Linked DNA regions of Homo sapiens: region 2 is linked to region 1. Evidence: chromatin contacts called from ENCODE Hi-C data. All regions are on one chromosome and are shown on one strand. The core of a region is the stretch at or near the end of the contact, and the rest is flanking DNA. Distances in the headings are between cores, read along the strand shown.

Region 1 (3,785 bases), core at 394-2,893:
TCACAGGTCAGGTGAGGTGGCTCACACCTATAATCCCAGCCCATTGGGAGACTAAGGCAGGAGGATATCCCATGAGGCCAAAAGTTCAAGACCAGCCTGGGTAACACAGTGAAACCTCATCTCTACAAAAAATTAGAAAATGAGCTGGGTGCGGGGGCACATTCCTATAGTCCCAGCTACTTTGGAGGCTGAAGTGGGAGGATCAAAGTGGAAGCTGCAGAAGTAGAAGCTGCAGTGAGCTCTGATCCCACTGCACTCCAGCCTGGGTGACAGAGTGAGAAAACATACACACACACACACACACACACACACACCCCTCATCTCAGTCTGCCCAGCCTTCACACACACACACACACTCATCTCAGTCTGCCCAGCCTTCACACACACACACACACACACACACACACACCTCATCTCAGTCTGCCCAGCCTTGACTAGTGAAAAAGGTCTTCTGGTTACAGAAGACGTATGCTCTTTTTTAGGACCGGGATGGACCAGCAAGCTTGTTCACAGCCTTTCCCTCATCCTCTGCTTAGTTTTCCAAGAAACTTCAGGTGGAAAGGGAGTCCCTGGGGAAAAGACCTAACTCATCAGGTTACCAAAGGAGAAATTTGCATCCTTTGTCAATTAATAAATGGAACACCTGCCTTAAAAACCAGGGAGTTCTGCTAGGGTGAATCACTCCCTACAACCCTGACCTATGCAGGGAATGTAAAAACCTGGAGTTTGGGGACCTATAATATTGAAGGCCACATTGCAGATGTGGAGACCTTACCAAAGTACAGCCTTTCCACAAAGCACTACCGAACACCAGCTGGCTGTCTCCATGGGACACCGCTGTATCTCTGGCTCTCGTTTCCCCCAGAGATGCTCTATTCCAGCCTTCTCTTACATTTTGTATCCTGCACAGTTCCTGGCATAAGGACTTACAACATATCAGGCTGCTATGTTAATGGTGATCTACTGCAGATCCAACTTGAGATTCTGGCAGGGCGCTTTGTGTTTGAGAAATTAAAGGGGAGAGAATGGACCCAGCCTGCTGGAATATAAAAAATTTAAAGAAGAAAAAAATATTAAAATAAAAATTTCTCCTAAAGAGCACTCAAAAGCACACTCCCACCAATGCTAGATCTATTTACCTCTCTCTTGCTTTTTTTTTTCTGAGATAGGGTCTCACTCTGTCACTCAGACTGGAGTGCAGTGGCAAGATCACTGCTTACTGCAGCTTTCAACTCCTGGGGTCAAGCTATCCTCCCACTTCAGCCTCCTGAGTAGCTGGGATTACAGGTGAATGCCACCATGCCTGGCTAATTTTTTAATTTTTTGTAGAGACGGGGTCTCACTATGTGGCCCAGACTGGTCTTGAACTCCTGGGTCAAACTAATCCTCCCGCCTTCGCCTCCGAAAGTGCTAGGATTATAGGCTTTAGCCACTGTGCCCAGTCTATTTATCTTTCTATAACTCATATATTAAATCTTCCTCCTTAAATCACCTCCTACCCACCCATCTGCAGGGATAGCAAACACAGGTCTCAGCAGGTCAGGCAACCTACAGGAGGGAATGAGGCCAGAGTAATGTGGGAGACCAGGGGGAACTGTAGCAAACTGCAAGGTATTCACTTCAATAGTTCTTCAACACTGTGATGGTCAAACCAAACACAGAAACAGGAAGCCCAGTTCAGTCGCCAGCAGCCAATGTGGGATATTTGATCTACATGCTACAGGGCAAACTGCTTACGATAAATGACCTGGTCTCCACCAACCTGCTCTTCAAGTCCAGCCGCTCCTGCCCAACTCCCTACACTCTACTGACACGACCCACATTCACAGTACTCTCCTGAAACTTTGCTTGTTCACTCTTTTTTTATTTTCCCAATGAATATTTCTTTTTCTTTTTTTTACTTTTTTTGAGACAGAGTCCCCTTCTGTTACACAGGCTGAAGTACAGGCGGATGATTATGGCTCACTGCAGCTTCGTTATGGCTCACTGCAGCTTCCGTCACCTGGGCTCAAGTGATCCTCCCACCTTAGCCTCCCAAGTAGCGGGGATTACAGTCATGTAACACCACACCCAGCTAAATTTATTATTTTTTCTTGTCTTTTTTTTTTTTTTTTTTTTTTTTCAGACGGAGTCTCGCTCTGTTGCCCAGACTGGAGTGCAGTGGCATGATCTCAGCTCACTGCAACCTCTGCCTCCTGGGTTCAAGCAATTCTCTTTCCTCAGCCTCCCGAGTAGCTGGGATTACAGGTGCATGCCACCATGCCTGACTAATTTTTATATTTTTAGTAGAGATGGGGTTTTACCATGTTCACTAGGCTGGTCTTGAACTCCTGACCTCAGATGATCTGCCCACGTCGGCCTCCCAAAGTGCTGGGATTACAAGTGTGAGCCACCGTGCCTGGCCAGTTTATTATTTTTTCTAGAGACAGGGTCTCACTACGTTGCCCAGGCTGGCCTTGAACTCCTGGGCACAAGCAATCCTCTGGCCCCCACCTTCCAAAAAGCTGGGATTACAGGCTTGCGCCAACACATCAGGCCCTAACAAACACTTCTTGAGCTCCTACTATATACCAGGCACTATAATAGGTGCCCAGGAAACAGCGGTGAACAAGGTATAACAGTTTCTGCCCTTGGCCGGGCGTGGTGGCTCATGCCTGTAATCCCAGCACTTTGGGAAGCCGAGGCCGGTGAATCACCTGAAGTCAGGAGTTCGAGACCAGCCTGACGAACATGGTGAAACCCTGTCTCTATTAAAAGTATAAAAATTAGCGGGGCATGGTTGTGCATGTCTGTAATCCCAGCTACAGCTACTCAGGAGGCTGAGGCAGGACAATCGCTTGAACCCAGGAGGCGGAGGTTGTAATGAGCTGAGGTTGCGGCGCTGCACTCCAGCCTGGGCAATGAGAGCGAAACTCCGTATCAAAAAAAAAAAAAAAGTTTCTGCCCTCGCAGAGCTTATAGGGTAGCAGGAAATTGATACAGTTTGAACGTTTGTCTCCTCCAAATCACATATTGAAATTAAATCCCTAATGTTGGAGGTGGTGCCTGGTGGGAGGTGTGTGAGTCGTGGGGGCAGATCCCTCATGAATGGCTTGGTGCCTTCCCCAAGGTAATGAATGAGTTCTCTCTCTACTAGTTCATGTGAGAGCTGATTGTTTAAAGAGAGTGGCATCTCCTCCCCTCTCCCTTGCTCCCTCTTCTCAACAAGTGACATGACGGCTCCTCCTTCACCTTCCGCCATGAGAGGAAGCCTCCTGAGGTCTTCACCAGCAGATGCTGGTACTACGCTTTTTTTTTTTTCTGAGACAGGGTCTCACTCTGACACTCAGGCTAGAGAGCAGTGGTGTAATTATGGCTCACTGCAACCCTGACATCCTGGGCTAAACAGGTCTTTTTACCTTAGCCTTTCAAGTAGCTGAAACCACAGGAATGCATCAGTGCACCACCATACCTGGCTATTTTTTTTTTATTTTTAGCAGAGACAAGATCTTACCATGTTTCCCAGGCTGGTTTCAAACTTCTGGGCTCAAGCAATCCTCCTGCTTCAGCGTCCCAAAGTGCCGGGATTACAGGTGTGGGCCACTGCTCCCAGCCTGGCACCATGCTACTTGTATAGTCTGCAGAACTGTGAGCCAAATAAACTGTTTTTCTTTATAAACTACCCAGCCTGAGGTGTTTCCTTATAGCAATGCAAAATGGACTAATCTAGGAATCACAGGCCAACACTTACCAGACTGTGATGAGCACATGACAGAAGTACAAAATGGGACTGAAACGTTCTCCAG
Region 2 (3,785 bases), core at 705-3,204, 330 kb after region 1:
CAAAAGAAAGAAAGAGAGAGAGAGAGAGAGAGAAAGAAAGAAAGAAAGAAAGAAAGAAAGAAAGAAAGAAAGAAAGAAAGAAAGAAAGAAAAGAAATTGACAGGAGGCTAAACGAGTTTTCCTAGACAAAGCTTCATTGGAGCTTATGCCCAGACATAAAGGAGGCAGCATGAGAGAGAGAGGGAGAGAGAGGGAAAGAGAGAGGGAGAGAGAGGGAAAGAGAGAGAGAGAGGGAAAGAGAGAGAGAGAGGGAAAGATATAGAGATTTTTCTATCTGACTCTCCAAAAAGAGCCAGGAGGGCTTTTTTATTAGGCAAAGCATGGGAATTTACATCAGGGATAGGGCATGCCGGCTGTGCTGGGCAAAGCACGTGAAGGTATGCAGGTTGGCATTATCTGGTTGCCATGGTTATCTTGAGTTATGGGCCACCTGGTAGTCTGGCTGGTGGCAACAAGGCTGTCAATCAGTTCAGCATTCCTTCCTGAGGTGGGACACTCCACAACCTTGGTTTGATATTTGAATCTCCTAAGGTCAGTTCCTGGGATTCTCTTAAGTAATAGGCATGTTTCCACATGATGATGTCAGTGAAATCGTGGTATGGGTCTGGTGATCACTGGGAATGCAGGAAAGAATGCAGTGGTTGGGCCAGGTGTGGTGGCTCATGTCTGTAATCCCAGCACTTTGGGAGACTGAGGTGGGCGGATCCCTTGTGGTGAGGAGCTGGGCATGGTGGAACAAGCCTGTAATCCCAGTTACTCGGGAGAGTAAGGCAGAAGAATTGCTTGAACCTGGGAGGCGGAGGCTGCAGTGAGCTGAGATTGCACCACTACACTCCAGCCTGGGCAACAGAGTGAGATTGTCTCAAAAAAAAAAAAGAATGCCCTGGTCGGGGTGAGCTGAAGCCAAGCCCCGCTTCTGCTGTGTCTCAGTATGAACTCCGGGGGATTCACCCAGGAATGAAGAACGCAGGGCCCCTTCTCCACCTCTCTTCACACAGCTGCCTCTGCCTGAACTGACCTACCCCCCGGCCTCCCATAAAATAAGGCAGAGACCCATGAAATTCCTCCTGTCTCCTAATTGATACCGCCTCCTTTTTCTCACACTTGGAATGAGCTCCTTATGTCTCAGATCTAATCCCCCTGACTCTTCAATCAAGGGCTTTCTCCTGTGTCCCCCACAGACCTGGGACAGCTCCCTTGCCGGGCTGCGAGCTTCCTAAGGGCAGGGCCAGCAGGGGATCGGAGGGAAGCTGTGATACATTGTGGTGCACCAGGCAGGCAGCACACTCTTTGCAAACTTTTACATGAATACACATGGGGATTTACAAGCTAAAAACTTTCAAGTGGGCTGGGGCGGGCGCGGTGGCTCACACCTGTCATCCCAGCACTTTGGGAGGCTGAGGCAGGAGGATCACTGGAGGTCAGGACTTCAAGACCAGCCTGCCCAACATAGTGAAACCCTGTCTCTACCAAAAATACAAAAATTAGCCAGGCGCGGTGGCGCATGCCTTCCTGTAATCCCAGCTATTTGGGAGTCTGAGGCAGGAGAATCACTTGAACCTGGCTGAGAAGTGGAGGATGCAGTGAAACGAGATCATACCACTGCACTCCAGCCTGGACAACAGAGTGAGACTCTGTCTCAAAACAAAACAAAACACAACAAAAACAAACAAACCACAAACACACACACACACAGCAAAAAAAAACTTTAATGTGGATACACGTGGGGGATTTCCAAGCTAAAAACCAAATTCTGCTGTGGTCATGCTGGGGTGAAGGCTGAGAGTTTGCAGTTCTAACAAGCTCCCAGGTGTTACTGATGCTTCTGGATGGAGACCACTTTATGCAACAAGGGCCCAGCTGGCTAGGGAAGGGAGGCAGCTGAGAAGCTGAGAGCCCAGGTGGCAGCAGCCAGCATCCCACGGGTATAAGATGGCCAGAGGCGGCTGCCTGCTGCTCTGCAGGTACCATGGAGCTGAGCTATAGGCTCTTCATCTGCCTCCTGCTCTGGGGTAGTACTGAGCTGTGCTACCCCCAACCCCTCTGGCTCTTGCAGGGTGGAGCCAGCCATCCTGAGACGTCCGTACAGCCCGTACTGGTGGAGTGTCAGGAGGCCACTCTGATGGTCATGGTCAGCAAAGACCTTTTTGGCACCGGGAAGCTCATCAGGGCTGCTGACCTCACCTTGGGCCCAGAGGCCTGTGAGCCTCTGGTCTCCATGGACACAGAAGATGTGGTCAGGTTTGAGGTTGGACTCCACGAGTGTGGCAACAGCATGCAGGTAAGAGAGGCTGGGGGCCCTGGCTTTGGTGGGAGGATGTTCGAGGCAGCCGGGTATGGGGACTGTGGCCACCATCGGTGGGAGGTGGGGTTGGGTGGATCCCTCTCACTTGTAGGTGGGGAGGTGGCCCAGTTGAGGCCTGAAGCTGGCACTGAGGTCACCGGACCCAGGGCAGCTCCTGCCTCTGATGCCCGACATTGGGTCGATGGGGTGGAGCCAGAGGTGGCCGTGCACTTCAGGCTGGCCCAAGCCACGCCACTCTCTCTCAGGTGGGTTTGTGACACACACAGGCCTGCGTGATAGGATAGCCCTGTGGGTAGCCTAAGGGGCTGTTTCTAAGGCTGGGGGCATTAGGAACTCATCCTGAAGAGACCCAAAGTATACATTATCTTAAAAACAACAAGTGGGCCGGGTGCAGTGGCTCATGCCTGTAGTCCCAGCACTATGGGAGGCCAAGACTGGAGGATCACTTGAGGCCAGGAGTTTGAGGCCAGCCTGGGCAACATAGTGAGACCCCATCTCTTAAGCCTTTAAAAAAACTAACTGGGGCCTGGTGTGGTGGCTCACGCCTGTAATTCCAGCACTTTGGGAGGCTGAGGAGTTTGAGACCAGCCTGGCCAACATGGTGAAACCCCATCTCTACTAATAATACAAAAATTAGCCAGGCATGGTGGTGCGTGTCTGTAATCCCAGCTACTCAGGAGGCTGAGGCAGGAGAATCGCTTGAACCCAGGAGGCAAAGGTTGCAGTGAGCTGAGATTGTGCCACTGCACTCCAGCCTAGGCAACAGAGCGAGACTCTGGCTCAAAAAAAAAAAAAAAATTCCACATAGATAAGTGGTATGGGGGCGGGGGCATCATAACCTTGGTGTTAAAGACCTTAAAAGCATCAGTGGGTCCCTGGGGGCAGCTCCAAGGGGGAGAGGCTTAACCTGTGGTACATGCAGGAAAAGACCAAGAAATCCAGGCCAGACCTCCCTTTCCCTAGCCAGTGGGGAAAGAGGCTGCAAGGAGAGGCCTTACGGCAGGGCAGGGCTGGGCACACAGCTCCCCAGCTAAACCCTGATCCCTGGACCAAGTTCCTGTGGTCCCATGGAGGGCCTGTCCTCTCCCGCCTCAGGGGAACCTGGCTCCTCCTCACCTGGGCCTAGACCCAGTAGCTTGCCTGGGATGGGGGCAAGTCCAGCCCCTGGAGCCCTCCGGCCAGAGCTCTGGTCTTAACTGTGGTCTCCTGGGCTCTCTTTGAGGACTCGAGGCCCTTGTTTTCCTGGGGAGGGAGGCCAGAGAGCTGCAGGAGTTACTTGAGGAATTATTCCAGTTTAGAGGCTCACAAACATGTCTTAGATTTACTTGGGGAGCCAGGTGCCTGGCTCCCCCCCCTTCTGTGAAATGGGCTTTAATAGGTTAGAAGCTGATAAGTGGTATTTTTTTGTTGTTGTTTTTGTTTTTTGAGACAGTTTTGCTCTTATTGCCCAGGCTGGAGTGCAATGGCGCCTATAATCCCA

What was found. Hi-C counts contacts between places; a loop is a spot of excess contacts on that map. Pooled maps may share reads with other maps.
Region 2: a loop to region 1 is called in a pooled map of heart left ventricle, with 2.9 times the contacts of the local background. The contact joins the promoter of ZP3 here to the enhancer-like site in region 1. A Hi-C loop is called at or near these places in 1 of 50 pooled maps.

The regions. Positions count from the first base shown.
Region 1 is chr7:76,088,333-76,092,117 of GRCh38, forward strand. It overlaps the pseudogene GTF2IP7. Among named protein-coding and RNA genes, the nearest start is that of MDH2, 42 kb to the left of the region's middle. Within about 2 kb of position 1,644, at least 4 of the 41 ENCODE cell types and tissues checked have a DNase peak (open chromatin) inside an H3K27ac peak, as active enhancers do.
Region 2 is chr7:76,422,996-76,426,780 of GRCh38, forward strand. It overlaps ZP3 (zona pellucida glycoprotein 3), which reads left to right and starts at 1,955. Exons shown (of 8, transcript NM_001110354.2): 1 at 1,955-2,281. The coding sequence starts at 1,970. RefSeq lists a silencer at 1,057-1,351.